Linked DNA regions of Mus musculus: region 2 is linked to region 1. The links are chromatin loops, found by intact Hi-C in ENCODE. Cell type or tissue: left cerebral cortex. All regions are shown on one strand. Each heading gives the region's core, and the rest is flanking DNA. Links, peaks and the distances in the headings are about the cores only.

Evidence for each region. Hi-C counts contacts between places; a loop is a spot of excess contacts. Peaks named below come from ENCODE experiments on the same cell type or tissue, not always from the same donor. Only the 100,000 strongest peaks of a DNase experiment are listed, where the experiment ranks them.
Region 2: a loop joins it to region 1, with 5 times the contacts of the local background. A loop is called at or near these places in 2 of 42 quality-filtered maps.

The regions. Positions count from the first base shown.
Region 1 is chr12:3,231,425-3,239,756 of GRCm38, forward strand. Rab10os (RAB10, member RAS oncogene family, opposite strand) reads left to right here and starts at 4,367. Exons shown (of 7, transcript NR_015551.1): 1 at 4,367-4,505; 2 at 5,861-5,988; 3 at 6,167-6,236; 4 at 6,605-6,688. In left cerebral cortex, for the core only: a CTCF peak has its summit at 4,382; DNase peaks (open chromatin) are centred at 3,967, 4,311, 5,815, 7,124 and 1 more place; H3K4me3 peaks cover 1,714 bases; H3K27ac peaks cover 1,550 bases.
Region 2 is chr12:3,386,127-3,394,458 of GRCm38, forward strand. It overlaps Kif3c (kinesin family member 3C), which reads left to right. Exons shown (of 8, transcript NM_008445.2): 2 at 1,426-1,527; 3 at 2,009-2,131; 4 at 3,497-3,615; 5 at 4,312-4,428. Among named protein-coding and RNA genes, the nearest start is that of I920046F24Rik, 25 kb to the left of the region's middle. In left cerebral cortex, for the core only: a CTCF peak has its summit at 4,973 (motif pointing left); DNase peaks (open chromatin) are centred at 3,483, 4,959 and 7,254; H3K27ac peaks cover 625 bases.

The DNA of each region.
Region 1 (8,332 bases), core at 123-8,122:
CACTTTCTCCTCTATAAGTTTCAGTGTCTCTGGTTTTATGTGGAGTTCCTTGATCCACATAGACTTGACCTTAGTACAAAGAGATAAGAATGGATCAATTTGCATTCTTCTACATGATAACTGCCAGTTATGCCAGCACCATTTGTTGAAAATGCTGTCTTTTTTCCACTGGATGGTTTTAGCTCCCTTGTCAAAGATCAAGTGACCATAGGTGTGTGGGTTCATTTCTGGGTCTTCAGTTCTATTCTATTGGTCTACTTGTCTGTCGCTATACCAGTACCATGCAGTTTTTATCACAATTGCTCTGTAGTACAGCTTTAGGTCAGGCATGGTGATTCCACCAGAGATTCTTTTATCATTGAAAAGAGTTTTTGCTATCCTAGGTTTTGTTATTCCAGATGAATTTGCAAATTGCCCTTTCTAATTCGTTGAAGAATTGAGTTGAAAATTTGATGGGGATTGCATTGAATCTGTAGATTGCTTTCGGCAAGATAGCCATTTTCACTATATTGGTCCTGCCAATCCATGAGCATGGGAAATCTTTCCATCTTCTGAGATCTTCTTTGATTTCTTTCTTCACAGACTTGAAGTTCTTATCACACTGATCTTTCACTTCCTTAGTTAGAGTCACACCAAGGTATTTTATATTATTTGTGACTACTGTAAAAGATGTTGTTTCCCTAATTTCCTTCTCAGCCTGTTTATCCTTTGTGTAGAGAAAGGCCATTGATTTGAGTTAATTTTATATCAGCTACTGCACTGAAGCTGTTTATCAGGTTTAGGAGTTCTCTGGTGGAATTTTTAGGGTCACTTATATATACTATCATATCATCTGCAAATAGTGATATTTTGACTTTTTCCTTTCCAATTTGTATCCCCTTGACCACCTCCTGTTGAATTGCTCTGGCTAGGACTTCAAGTAATATATTGAATAGGTAGGGAGAAAGTGGGCAGCCTTGTCTAGTCCCTGATTTTAGTGGGATTGCTTCCAGCTTCTCTCCATTTACTTTGGTGTTGGCTACTGGTTTGCTGTAGATTGCTTTTATGTTTAGATATGGATGGGTCCTGAACACAGAGCAGAAGGTTCCCCACCTACAAAGGACATGTGAAAATATTTTATGATAATTACATACAGTGTAGCCCATTAAAGAAATAACATTCAATAAGATCCTTCTTGTCCCATTTAGAAATTCATAACACTTGAGTGAAAATGTCTTTTCTTCATATGAACACAGTTATAGTGTATTCTAATGTGTCTAATTACTAATACACCTGGACACGAAAAAAATACACTATTGTTGTTAGTAGCACAGAGTAGAACTCTCAGGCATTCAAGATTAACTCTCTTTTCTGTTGCTTCTGTGTTAAAAAAAATCTTCTTCTTGCTATAAAACCTTGTAGAGTTTACTTTATAATGTGCATATGAAAATACATCAAGATAATGAAATGCAGTCTACCCAACTAAAGGAAATACCATTTACTAAGATCCTTCTTTTCACATTTAGAAATTTGCGTCAATTGAGCAAAAATGTCTTCATATAAATACAGCTATAATATACTCTAATGTGTCTGCTTACTAATACACCTGAACTCTAAAAAAATACACTGTTGTTATAACTAGCAAAGAGTAGAACTCTCAGGCATTCAAGGTTAACTCTCTTTTCTGTAGAATCTGTATTAAAAAAAAAAAAAAACTCTTCTTCTTTCTATAAAGCCTTGTACAGTTTTCTTTATAATGTGCTTATGAAAATACGTCAAGATAATGAAATACAGTGCAGCCAACTAAAGGAAATAACATTCAATAAGATCTGTCTTAGGGTTTCTATTCCTGCACAAACATCATGACCAAGAAGCAAATTGGGGAGGAAAGGGTTTATTCCGCTTACACTTCCATACTGCTGTTCATCACCAAAGGACGTCAGGACTGGAACTCAGGCAGTCAGGAAGCAGAAGCTGATGCAGAGGCCATGGAGGGATGTTCTTTACTGGCTTGCTTCCCCTGGCTTGCTTAGCCTGATCTCTTATAGAACCAAGACTACCAGCCCAGAGATGGCCCCACCCACAAGGGGCCTTTCCCCCTTGATCACTAATTGAAAAAATGCCTTACAGTTGGATCTCATGGAGGCATTTCCTCAACTGAAGCTCCTTTCTCTGTGATCACTCCAGCTGTGTCAAGTTGACACAAAACTAGCCAGTACAAGGTCCTTCTTATCATAAATATTCACATCAATTGAGCAAAAATGTCTTGTTTTCTATGAATAAGCACAATTTTAATGTATTCTAATTTGTCTAATTACTAATACACCTGTACACTAAAAAAATACACTATTATTGTTACTAGCACAGAGTAGAACTCTCAGGCAGTCAAGATTAACTCTTTTCTGTGTTAAATCACTTTTCTTCCTGCTATAACACCTTGTACAGGTTTCTTCATAATGTGCTTATGAAAATACATCAAGATAATGAAATGCAGTGTATACAACTAAAGAACATACAATAAGATCCTTATTGCATTTAGAAATTCACATCAATTAAGTGAAAATGTCTTGTTTTCTTTGAATAAAAAGAGTTATAATGAATTCTAATGTGTCTAATTACTAGTACACCTGGTCACTACATCACAGATGGGATGGTCACTGCATCTCAGGTGGAATGGTCACTGCATCAAAGTTGGAATTGTCACTGCATCACAGGTGGGATAGTCACTGCATCACAGGTGGGATGGTAACTATATCTCAGGTGGCATGGTCATTGCATCCCAAGTGGGATGGTCAAAACATCTCAAGTGGGATGGTCACTGATTCTCTGGTAAGACTCACTACATCTCTCAGATGGGGTGGTCACTGCATCCCATGTGGGATGTTCACTGCATCTCAGGTAAGATGGTCACTGCATCTCAGGAGGGATGGATACTACATCTCAGGTGGGGTGGTCACTGCATCACAGGTGGGATTGTCATAGTATCTCACGTGAGATAGTCACAACATCTCAGGTGGCATGGTCACTGCATCTCAGGTGGGACAGTCACTGCATCACTAGTGGGATTGTCATCCCATCTCACTTGGGATGGTCACAACTTCACACGTGGGATAGTCACTGAATCTTAGGTGGATGGTCACTGCATTTCTGTTAAGACGACTCTCTACATCTCAGGTTGGATAGTCATTGCATCCCATGTGGGATTTTCACTGTATCTCAGGTAAGATGGTGACTTCATCTCAGGAGAGACGATCACATCTCAAGTGGTCACTTCATCTCAGGTGGGATGGTCACTACATCTCAGGTGGGATAGTCAACTGCATCACAGGTGGGATTATCATCCCATCTCACCTGGGATGGTCACTACATTTCAGATGGCATAGTCACTGCATCCTAGGTGGAATGGTTACAACATCTCAGGTGGCATGGACACTGCATCTCATGTAAGAATCACTCAGGTAGAATGTTCACTGCATCAAAGGTGAGATGGTCACTGCATCTCAGGTGGATGGTCACTGTATCTCAGGTAGGATAATCACTGTCAATACATCTCAAGTGGCATGCTCACTACATCTCATGTGGGATGGTCACTGCATCACAGTTGGGATCGTCACTGCATCTCAGGTGAGATGGTTACTGCATCTCAGGTAAGAGTCATTACATCTCCCTTGGGATGGTCACTGCATCACAGGTGAGATGGTTACTGCATCCGCTCCGGTTGGTGTCAAAGGATATGGATTTGCCTGCGGTGAAGCGGCCACGGTGAGGGGAGGCCGGGCATGCGGGCGCTTCGACCCGGTGACAGGGCAGCGTATTAATACGGTACGTTCCTGGGAGGTTAGACCCGGAGATGTACAGGTAGGAACTACACCTCCCAGCGTGCCTCCCAGTGAAACTCGGGGCTACTGTGGCGTCACTTCCTATGGCAAACAGGAAGTCATGCCTAAAGCAGGAAATAACTGCAACTCCCAGCATGCTTGAACCCTAACTTCCAGACAGGAAGTTCCTCCGTTCCAACAGGAAGTGAGTCCTTCTACCGCATTGTAAATCTCACGAGAACTCGGAGCGGCAGCGTGACATTGAAGACTTCCAGTTCCGGGTTCCGCTGATCAGAAGCGGACAAGCAAACAGCGGATGTGCAGTTCCTCTCTTCGCCGAACCCGGTTTTCCCTTTCGGAGCAGCGCGACCGATTTCCGGTTTCCCCGCCGCAACCACCGTTACCCCCCCCCCGCCCCAATCCCCGGCGACTCCAGCGACGTCACCGGTTCAGCTCCTGACCTTTCGGCGAACCGCAGAACCACAGGCGACCCGTTCGACGTCATCACTCCCCGCCCAGATGTCGCTGTGACATCACCCCGCACGTGCCTGCGCTGGCACCGCGTCGTCCTGGCGAGCGCCTCCTCGCGGCGGAAGGAGATCCTGGGGTTCGCTGTGCGAGACATGTCGGCGGGGTTTCACGTGAGTGACACTTGGTCCCCACGGGATTGACAGCGACTAGCGGAGTGGCATGTGGACGTAGCTTCAGGTGAGTGACCTGTTTTTTCCCAAGAGGCACTGACAGACAGGCCAGGGACGGAGCCTGAGCGAGGGCTGGGAGTGGCTGAGCGTGAGTGACAGGGGCCTGGGGCGGGGTCTTAACTAAGCTCCTGCAAGAGACATAGATTTGCATGGGGTCTAAGTTTCATTGCTGCTCGTTTGCATGAATTTGAGTGAATTTGAATGGCTGCTTGGTTTTGTTCTACCCAGGTTTATATAACCTCCCCTGACCTGTATAAATTAGCATATCGTGTACGTTGGGAATTTGCATACGCTCATGTGACATCAGTTTCGCATGATGAAAATTTGCATAAATTTGCATAATGACAGCTCCCCTGAGTAAATTTCCATAAACATAAACGATGTTATGGCTTTACTCTGCGTGTATTTGTCATGTAAATTTGCATGCATTTGCATAAAACTGCATGACGTTATGGCTTTTCCTGAGTTCAGATGATGTCACAGTTTCCCTCCTTGCCATTGACACGTGTCCAGATGATGTCATCACCCTGTGACACCCCCCCCCCCGCATTTGTATATATTGTATATATTCTCTTGACGTCCTGGCTGGGGGTGTGCCCAAGAGTGATTGAGTCATTGTGGGCAGGGCCTTGACGCGTGTCTGACCCCACCCATTCACCCCTTCCCCCCACCCCAGGGCCTGGCCTTCATGGTCGTCCATCCTGCCTTCCCCGAGATGCTGAGCAAGGCCACCTGGCCCTGCCTCCAGTACTTTGCCGCGAGGGGGGGGGGGCACAAAGGTCAGTGGGAAGGGGCCTCAGGGTAGCTACTTTCATCTTTTTAGGAAGATGGGCGTGGTCTGTTGGTGGCCATACCCACTGTAAGTGGCATCATGATTGCAGTTCTGAGTTTGGGAGAAGAGGGTGGGTTCTGGGGATGATGGAGCGGGGAAATGAGGTCACCACACCAACCACAAGTGATGTCACTTCCTGCTTTTTGGGAGCTTTATGGGCAAGACATCAGGATGGTGGGTGGGGCCAGGCCCACTGGAAGTGATGTCATTTTCAGGATTTCTGACTTGTGGGTGGGGCTTCTGTGAGGGGCTGCCAGGAAGTCTGGTATGATGTCACTTCCAGCTCCACCCGTCCCTCCCCCAGGAAGACCCAGAGACCTTGACCCTGTGGTGGTGTGTGGCCCTGCCCCTTCCACACCCATTGCAGGCCTCGACCCTTTTCATCTTATCCCCGCCCACTTCCCAACGCCATTGCACACTTCCAGCCAAGCCCACTGTGCCTGGCCATGCCCTCCACTTCCTGTCCCGCCCATCACCTCAGGCCCTGCCTGCTTACTTCCTGTCATGCAAATTTGTGCAAATCTATTCAGGTGACCTCACTGACCCCGCCCCTGACTCCACCCCTTGTGATGACCCCACCACTGACCCACAGGCCTTGGAGGGGCTGATCCTGGAGAAGTCAAAGGACCAGGAGGACGCCATGGGGGGTGCTGTACAGGTGAGTGGGGCCTTCTGGGGACGGAGCAGGCAGAACAGAAAGTGACATCATAGGAGAAAACAGGAAGTGAAAAGTGGGACTGGAAGTGGTGGGCATAGTCAAGAAGTGATGGGCATGGTGGTTTGGTGGGCATGGCCTGGATGAACCCTGACCCCTGTGACCCCGTCCCATCCCCCAGGCTGAGCAGGAAGCAGAGCAGCACAGCGTCATCATGAGGGTAGCCATCTTCACCTGGGGCATCCACGGAGGTGAGCAGAGTGTTGTGGGCAGGTTCACAGGGTCAATGTTGGCAGTGGGGGGGGCGGGGGGGAGCGTTACTTTGTGGGGCGGGGCCTGGGGTGACGTCATTGGGGAGGGAGCTTCCTGTCTATGCCATAACTTACTTTCTGCAGGGTCATAACCTGGAGGTGGGTCTTTTATGTTGGGGATGGGGTTAGATGACATCATCAGTGTGTGGGGGTGGAACTTCCTGTATGAGGTGGGACTTCCTGTCTGAGGCCCTGACAGGAAGTACCACCCCCACCCCAGGAAGTTTAGGCCAAATGAGTCACCCAGGCCCTGCCCCTGACCCCCAAGGCCCCACCCCATCGCCTGACCCTGCCCCCTTTCCCCGCAGGCCCTGCCCAGGAAGTGACTTTCTCTCTACTGTAGGAGGAGCTGATCCACGACTACTTGGACAACAGCACACCAGCGAAGGATGGTGAGGCCCTGCCCCCTGCCTGCACATGACACTGCCCACGCCCTGTCTGAGACTCTACCAAGTGGTTCTGGGATAATAGATTGAGGGGATGGGGGCTGCATACATTTGCATGATTTTGCATATTTTGGGCTCATTTGAATAAATTTGTATAAGTTAACACCAGTTCTCTCAGGACAAATTTGCATAGATTTGTGTGTGACGTCTTGGGCAAATTAGCATAAACCAAAATGATGTCATAGTTGTGCTCTGCATGCGTTTTTTGTGGGTTTTGCATGAATTTGCATACATCAGCTTCTTTGAAGTAGGTTTGCATGAGCTGAGGTGACTTTGGTGGCTTCCTCTGTGAATTTGCATAAATTTGCATAAACCTGAATGATAACACAGTGATGCTCTGGGTGGATTTGCATGGCGTCATGCTTTCTGTCTGTATGACTTTGCATAAATTTGCATAAATCTTCATGGGCAAGGGGGAAGCTTCCATGGCTGTCAGCTGCACCAGCGAAGTGACGTCACATGACCTCATTTGCATGACCAGAGTCACTTTGCATAAATTAACATAAACTAGTGATCGATCCCCCTTGAGTGCTGTGACCTCGACGTGACCCCTGACCTACCGCTGACCCCGGTGTGACCCCACAACCCCAAGGTGATCCCTGACCTCCCCATGACCCCAGCAACCTCGAAGTCACCATGTAATCCCACCATGACCCTGACCCAACAGGGACAAGGCCTGGGGCCTCCGCCATCCATGCGTGGGGAGTGATGCTGGTAGAGGGCAAATTGGTGACGTCATCAATGCAGCGGGCTTCCCACTCAACCACTTTAGCCGCAAGCTTGCAAGGGCAGCTGCCAGAGACAGGAAGTGACATCGCTGTGGAGAGGGCAGCAGGAAGTGAGGTCAGAGTGGGGGTGATGGGAAGTAATGTCATGGGCTCAGGAAGTGATGTGCTGCTGCTCTACATGTGTACGTATATGCCTGGTCTGTGATGCTGCAGAATATGTGTACATGTGTGCTGGGTGTGGGATGTACATGTATGCCTCATGTTTGCCTGGTGTGTGATGCCACTTTACATGTGATCCAGGTGTGAGATGATGCTGTACATGTATACATGTGTACCTGGTGTGTGATGCCAGTGCATTGTGACTGGTGTGTGATGCGGATGCACATGTGTGCTTGTTGTGTGAAGCTACTTCACATGTACACATGTGTGCCAGGTGAGTGATGCTGTTTCCCCTGTGTATATGTATGCCTGTTGTCTGATGCTGCTTCACATGTGTTCATATGCGTCTGTTGGGGGATGCCGCTGGATATGTCTACCTTGTTTTTAAACTACATTACATGTGTGACCAGTGTTTGATGCGACTCTACATGTGTACACGTGTGCCTTGTGTATGATGCTGCTGCAAATGTGTACACGTATGTCTCGTGTGTGCTGCTGCAGCACATGTATACATGTGTGCCTGAGTGTGCTGCTGCTGTACATGTGAACATGTGTGCCTTGTATGTGAGGCTGCTGCACATGTGTATATGTGTGCCTGGTATCTGAGCTTGCTGTACGTGTGTACATATGTGGCTGGTGTGTGATGACAGTGTACATGTGTCCATGTGTACCTGGTGTGTGTTGCTGCTGCCATGTGCACATG
Region 2 (8,332 bases), core at 161-8,160, 150 kb after region 1:
AGCAGCCCAAGATTAGACCAAGGTTTCCTGCTGCCCGGTGATGAGCTGTCTTCCCGAGTCAGGAACTCAGTACAGGGCTGGACTGCCCAGTGACTGCCGTTTCTCCTCCTGCTGCATGCCATCTGGGGCTTGGCTGCCAGGAATAGATTGCCACCCACCCTCCTCGCAGGCATGGTGACCCAGCCGCTTCTTGTATCCATAGCAGAGATCAGGTGCCTTATATTCCCAAAGGGCTTCTCTCTTCTTTTCATCCTTAAGGATCCTGTCCACAATGGGAGCTTTGTGCCCCAGCTCTAGGGGCTGGAGGGGAAAACTCCGTTCCCACCAATGGCTACAAGGCTCCATCCATATGGATATGCTTTATGTCTTCTCCTAAAAGGATCAAAGGGAAAAGGGATGGAGTCTCTGCTCTGTGGTCCTGCTTAGAATGGACTTATGGAGTGGAAGCAGGAAAATCAGAGGTTCAAGGCTATCCCTGGCTACTTTACATAATGGGAGGGAGGGAGGAAGAGAGGGAGGCAGGGAGGGAGGGAGGGAGGGAGGGAGGGAAGAAGAGAGACACACACTGTTTCTCTCTCTCTCTCTAAGACAGGGTTTCTCTGTGAAGCCCTGGCTGTCCTAGAACTTGCTCTTTAGACTAGGCTGGCCTTTTTGTTTTGTTTTGTATTTTGTTTTGTTTTGTTTTTGTTTTTTGAGACAGGGTTTCTCTGTGTAGCCCTGGCTGTCCTGGAACTCACTCTGTAGACCAGGCTGGCCTCGAACTCAGAAATCTACCTGCCTCTGCCTCCCAAGTGCTGGGATTAAAGGCTAACCTTAACACTCACAGAGATCCACCTGCCTCTGCCTCCCGAATGCTGGGGTTAAAGGTGGATCTTACCACAGTTGGGCTGAGCATCTTAAACTGTCAATAGGCATGATAATACATACCTGCAATCCCAGCACTCAGATGGCAGAAACAGGAGGATTGCCACAAGTTCCAGGCTAGCCTGGCCTACAGTGTAAGTACCAGGCTAGCCAACATTACATAGTGAGATTCTTTCTCAGAAAACCAAGGGAAGGGCCATGTATGGTGGCACACACCTTTAATCCCAGAAATGGGAAGGTGGAGGCAGGCCCATCTCTGTGAGTTCAAGGCCAGCCTGGTCTATAAAGCAGGATCCAGGACAGCCAGTGCTGTTACACAGATAAATGCTGACTGAAAAACAAAAACAAAAACAAAAAACAAACAAACCAAACCCGAAAACAAAACAATGAAACCAATAAAGTTATGTGCTAGAACGCGATTGTAATGCTAGCACTGCTGTTCTCCACTGCAGAGAAGGTTTAAGGTTAGACCCTGCGACCAACAAACACAAAGTCCAAAATTGAGATCCTATGGCCCTTTGCCAGTCCGGTCTCTGACCCTGCCCCTCCTTGTGTTCTCAGGCCATGGAAAGCAAGCTACTCATTGGGGGGCGGAACATCATGGATCACACCAACGAGCAACAGAAGATGTTGGAACTGAAGCGACAGGAGATTGCGGAACAGGTAAGGCTGCTGGCTTCCGGTTCTCTGAGGCATACGGCCTTGGGGTCATGTGTTGGATAGGCTGGTGCGTAAGCCCTGTTGGACTGGGAATCCGGGAATTATAATGCAAAACCCGCACTACCTTGCTTGGTTTCCCTGGGTGTACCAGCTCGGGGTCTCTCTTTGGGTGAGAGGAAGTGGTAGATTCCCCTGCAGATTCATTGCCTGTATGGCTGTTTCCTAAGTCATCAAGTTAGTTACCAGTCAACTATGATGCTACCGGTAATGCCCCCAAGGTATGCCGGCTCTTAGGGCTGGGGCCTCCATGCACACAGGCCCATACCTGAAAAAGCTGTATTCACAGGGTCTGAAAAAAATGGGTCTGTGTCCACGAACAAGCCAGGTGCTACAACAGGCAGATCGAGCCAGCCCGTGTGCTCCGGTAGCCTTCCCCAGTGGGCGTGGTTTTCCCTTGTGACCCCCTTGCTCTGCCTTGCCCTAGAAACGCCGTGAACGGGAAATGCAGCAGGAGATGCTGCTCCGCGATGAAGAAACCATGGAGCTACGTGGTACCTACTCATCCCTGCAGCAGGAGGTGGAAGTTAAAACCAAGAAACTCAAGAAGGTAAGATGCGCAGCGGGTAAACAGGCCGCTGCCTAAGAGGGTGGGCCTCAAAGGCCCCTCCCCAAAGTTCAACCTCTGAGCTTGGACTGTGGGGTGGGGAGACAGCCAGGAGGCAGGCATCTGGTGCCAGGGTGTCACTTGCAGTGTACTGTGTGGTCATCCTCATGGTCCTGGCTAACTTCTCTACACTGGGAGTCACCAGTGAATCCTAGTTTTGGTAGCTGGGTCAGGGAATGCGGTGTGGCTATGGAAACTTGCGTCCAGGGAGGAAGACAAGGTCCTACACGCCACACCAAGGGACAAGAATCTGCTCACCCGGATCCTGCAGAAGTCATGGACATTTGTGACTTGAGATGGGCCTAGGGTAGGAAGTTCCAGTGTGGACTCAGGAACGAGCCCTGGGAGGCCCCAGGATTATTATTGTGGCCACTTCGAGCTGACCAGGCCCAGTCCTTAAAGCAGTTACTAGTACAGCACTCAGCGGTTAGGAGGGAAATGGGAAAGCCATTGCCGGCTCTCATGCCCTTACTTTTGAGTAGGTTACCTTCTCAACTCATTCTACCTCCAACGCTAACCGTGGATCTCCAAAATGAGACATGGTTCCATCCTTTTTAGTTTGTCTATATTTATTTAATTTTTTGGTTTTTCAAATTGGCACTGGTTTCTCCATGTAGCCCTGGCTGTCCTAGAATTCACACAGTAGATAAGGCTGGCCTCGGACTCAATATACTCACCTGCTTCTGCCTCCCAAGGTCTGGGACTAAAGGTGTGGGCCACCACCATCTGGCCTGGCTCTATTCTTTCTTTATTCAGTTATGACCTTATGACCTTTTAGTTAGTCTACATCTTATTTTCCTCACCTGTAGAAAGAGGATGTCGGGCTGGAGAGATGGCTCAGTGGTTAAGAGCACTGACTGCTCTTCCAGAGGTCCTGAGTTCAATTCCCTCATGGTGATTCACAACCACCTGTAATGGGATCCAATGCACACTCTACTGGTGTGTCTGAAGACAGCTACAGCATACTCATATAACTAAAAATAAATAAATAAATAATTTTTTTTTAAAAGGGAGAAAGAAAATGTCAGGCTAGCATGCATTCCATCAGTTCTCTTTCAGTTTGAACACTTGATGATACAGAGAGAGAGAGAGAGAGATATTGGTGAGTCCCAGTGAGTGGGAGGGACTGAGTCACGGGGAGGACAGTGGCTGCCCTTGAGATAGCCCATCCTGACGGAGTCATAGGGCTAGGCAGCCATTCTGAGTTCAGAGCAGGAAGCCCAGGCTGGGTGACGGGCCTGACTGAACTCTGCTGAGTCACACTTGTGCCTGACTGAACTCCGCTGAGTCACACTTGTGCATGTACAGCTCTATGCCAAGCTACAGGCGGTGAAGGCCGAGATCCAGGACCAACACGAAGAGTACATCCGCGTGCGGCAGGACCTGGAGGAGGCGCAGAATGAGCAGACCCGGGAACTAAAGCTCAAGTAGGGCTGGCTCCTCTTCTGGTTCTGGGTCCCCACAGTCTCCCCCATCCCTCAGGGCTTCTGTAAGAGACTCTTCGGACAGCCATATTTTGACTAAGCACTCACATGTCCATTCTTCCCCCCTTGTTTGCATTTCTGGTTGGGTTGGGTTTTTGTTTGTTTGTTTGTTTGTTTGTTTGTTTGAGACAGGGTCCTCCCACTCTGTAGCTCAAGCTGTCTTGAGGCTCAGCTGTCTTCCTGCCTCAGCTTCCCAGTTACTGGGTTAGCACATGTAGGCAGGCTTGTGCGTCTTCTTGTTTTGGGTCTAAGGTGTATGTATATGCACACCTGTGATTCAAATATGGGGGCCATGGGTTGACATTGACGATGATGATTTTGGAGACTGGGTCTCTCACTGAACCTGGAGCTCATGAGCTAGACCAGCTCTTAAGTTGTTCTACTTCCTCAGCCTGGTTTGATGGCTCCACCTCCCTCTGTCAGAGTGTCTGCTGAGTGCTAGTGGAAAATAACCCCTAGGGCCCTGGGCCCACAGTCTTTGCATTAGAAGCTGTGGTCTTCAAGTTCCATTATTGTGTGGCAATGGCATCCCTTCCACCCTTGTTACCTCCACCCCCACCCCCCCGTTCCCTCTGTGATCTCTGAGATCTCTCCCTCCCTCCCTCCCTCCCTCCATTTCTGCCTTGTACCCACCCCCAGGTACCTCATCATTGAGAACTTCATCCCCCCTGAGGAGAAGAACAAGATCATGAACCGCCTTTTCCTGGACTGTGAGGAGGAGCAGTGGAGGTTCCAGCCACTGGTGCCAGCTGGAGTGTGAGTTCCAGTGGCCGTCTGTCGGGACCTAGGGACTTGCAAGCCTCTCCCAGGGTCATGAGTGGTGAGGGGCTTGAGACCCTGTTCCAGGTCGGGTCTTGGGGAGTGGATTAAGAGGTGCACATGGATGAGTTTTGCCAGGATCTATCCTGTATGGATCACCATGAAGGAAGTGGTCAGGATGGAAAAGGAGCCTGTAAGGGGAGGGGCTTGTGGTGGGAAGCGCTTCTGTCCCCAGTGGTTAGTTCCGGTGGATACATGCATGGGCTTGTGTTGGTTGCCAGAAATTAGCAACAGTTGTTAATATTTGCTCAGCTCTGCTGTGTAAGAATACAGGCAGAAGTTAAGTCAGACATTTCTGAGCTTGTGGTCCAGAGGGAAAGATGGAGAAGTGTCATGACTGGGCACCATAGAGGCCTGCTGCAGTCTTTCTAGCTTCTCAGCTGGGTGTTCAGCAATTCCAACTGTTTCTACCCTGGAGAGCTTGAAGTCTGCACATGATGTGCAGCTGCATCAGTTAGCTGGGTGTGCAGCGCCCTCTGCTGGTAGCTGCGTAGAACGAGGCGGACCATACAAAGCGGACGGAGTGCCTCTTGCAGTGGGACCAAATCTGTATATAATGATGGAAGGATAGTACTTCTCTGGAGATTCTTTACTCTCTGTAACCTAGGGACGCTACTTCCACGGCAGGGCAGGATCCTCCCCAGAGCTGGGATCGAAGCTAGTATGAGGTTGGTAGTGTCTAAGTGCATACAACCGTTTGGGACAGGTCTGCTAGTGTACATTTTTAATCCCAGCACTGGGGAAGCACAGGCAGGATTTCTGTGAGTTTGAGTCCAGCTTGGTCTAGCAAAGTTCAGGCCAGCCCAGGGCTGTATATAGAGATCCTATCTCACAAGCAAAGCAAAGCAAAACATTATCTTCCATTACCACATACAATGGTTATTTTTAGGAAGTTTCATACTGAGAGAATTTAATTCTATTTATAGGTTATATTCACTTTTTCCAGTTCCCTAATTATATAATTTACAGATGTTTCCCTTCCCCTAGCCCTGAGATCATTATTACATTTAAATGCCTGTTTAATCTGCAATTGAGAAGGGATATTTGTTTTTGTTTTTTTCCTTGAGACAAGAGTCATGCAATGTAGCCAAGGCTGGCCTGAAATTCACTGTGTAGTTCAGGCTGGCTTTGAACTCCTGAGTTCAGTCCTCCAGATCCCTGCCTCAGGAATGCTGAGGTTACTTGTATGTGTGACATGTGCCCTGTTTAATTGAGGAAAGGAAACAAATGGGGACAGCATATGACATGTACGTATGACAGTTCCACCATGAGACCCATTTCTTTGCATTCTAACTTAATTTTATTTTAAAAACATACTTTATTTTATTTTTTTAATTGCCAACTAGTCACTTTCCTTCTTAAATTTTTATTTAAGTTTTTATTGCATTTAGCTGTGTGTTGGGAGATAGGTGAGCTTGACCCAGCGTTCATTTGATGTCAGAGGACAACTTACAGAAGTTGAGTCTCTCTACCATGTGGGTCCCAGGGATTGAACTCAGCTTGCCAGGCCAAAGCACAAGTGCATGATTTGTGTGTGTGTGTGTGTGTGTGTGTGTGTGTGTGTGTGTGTGTGTGAGTGTGTGTATGAGTGTGTGCATGCTCTGTGTGTGGATGAGAGTGTGTGTGATTTGTGTGTGTGTGTGTGTGTGTGTGTGTGTATGAGTGTGTTCATGCTCTGTGTGTGGATGAGTGTGTGTGTGTGTGGATGAGTGTGTGCATACTTTGTGTGTGTGGATGAGTGTGTGTGTGTGTGTATGAGTGTGTGTATGAGTGTGTGCATACTTTGTGTGTGTGTGTGTGGATGAGTGTGTACATGCTTTGTGTGTGTCTGTGTATGTTTGTATGTGAGTTTGAGGTAAGCACTCATGAAGGCAGGTTGTACCTGCCCCTTTTGCCCTTTTTATGTACTTGAGGCTGTCCTTGAACTCCTGATCCTCCTGCTTCCACCTCCCAAATCTGGGATTACAGGCATGAGCCAGCATACTTAGTTGAGTCAGGGTCTCACTATGTAGCCCAGGCTAGCCTTGCTCCTCTGTCTTAGGCTTCCCAGGGCTGGGATTGCAGGAATGTGCAACCTCATCTATTTGAGGCAATTCTTTAAAATTAAAAAATTATTTTTTCTCTTTAGTTTAACTTTATGTTTTATGTGCATGCGGGCTCTGCCTGCCTGTATGTCTGTGCATCACGTGCTTTCTTGGTGGCTACAAAGGCCAGAAGGTGGCACAGGATCCCTCGTGAGCCACTGTGTTGGTGCTAGGACTCCTCGGGAGGAGCAGTGGCCGGTGTTCTTAACTACCAAGCTGCCTTCCCAGACCCCACTCCTTGTTTCTTTTTAATATCTGAAAGTTGTTAGTGTTGGAATAAAGAAAATAGTTCCTCCTGCAAACCCTAGCTGAGACTGAGAGTTCACAGAGAAGCCAGGGGGTGGGCTGGTGGCGGAGGGGAGTGGTGGCCACCCCCCATCTCCCAGACTACATCTGTCCCCTTGATCTCTACTTTCACAACTGGAGCTTGGGGGAGGGGAAGGCCTTGAACATGGGTTTCTGTGAGAAGAGGGTGCTCTGGAATCTGAGGCGGTGGAAGGACCCTCCCTCCTTTCCTTCCCAGACATCTCCCACAACTCACAAAACATGACTCACGCAGGGCTGAAAACACAAAAGCTCTGTCTCTCACCACTAAAGCATTGTTCAAGTTGTGGGCTGTTTTGCTTTGCTGAGGCCTGGGATACTCTGGGATGAGAACACTGAAGACTGCACTGAGTGGAGAGACATTGTTTGAAACAAATTACCTAAGGCTGGGCTGTCCCTTAGGAAACAGCTTTTGTTAGAAGCAGCCACCCTCCCTTGATGACAGCCACAAGGATCACCCCGCCCAGGCCGCTCTCCAAAGCAAGGGGTCATTGTTACCATGGGACAATGTTTGAACATGGCTATGTCAGCTTATTTGGGAAGTCTTTTCTTCTTTCTGTCTCTTTTACCTTCATATTTTGGTTAGAGTTGGTGGATTATGCTGGTTTGTGAGTGTGCCTGTTTAATTTCTCCCTTGTTTTGCTTCTAGGGATAGAGGTTAAACTCAGTGATAGGCACTGAGTGTCTACTTTGGTGTCTACTTTGTCACACGAGAAAATGGTTGGGCTTGACTTTGTTTTAAAAACCAGTCTTAGCCAGGCGTAGCGGCGCACGCCTTTGATCCCAGCACTCGGGAGGCAGAGGCAGGCAGATTTCTAGGTTTGAGGCCAGCCTGGTCTACAAAGTTAGTTCCAGGACAGCCAGGGCTACACAGAGAAACCCTGTCTCGAAAAACAAAACAAACAAAAAAACAAAACAAAACAAAAACAAAAAACAAAAAGAGAAAGAAAAAAAAGGAAGCATAAAGACCAGTCTTAGTCCATTGCTCAGGCTGGTCCCCAACTCCTGGTCTGAAAGGACTCTCCTCCCTTAGCTCCTCAAACAGCTGGTACTACAGGCACATGCTACCCTGTTCAACTCTGAGAAACTTCTGGCATTTATTTACTTATTTATTTATTTATTTAAGTTAGCCTCTCACTCTATAGCCCTGGATGGCCCTGAATGTAGCATGTAGCTAAGGCTGGCTTTGAACTCCTGACTTTCTGCCTCCCCAGTTCTGGGATATATATGAGGGTGTGAGACCCCGTGCCCAGACTTGACCCAGCCATAGAGGAGCCAGTCTACAAACATTCTCCATGCCATCATATTGATGAAGACACCAATCTCCTGAGTCACAAGTTGGCCTCAGATGCCCCTCATCTTCTGAGTCTTCTGCTTCTACCTCCCAAATGCGGAGAGCATAGGCCCGTGGCAGCATGCCTGTTTGGTACAGT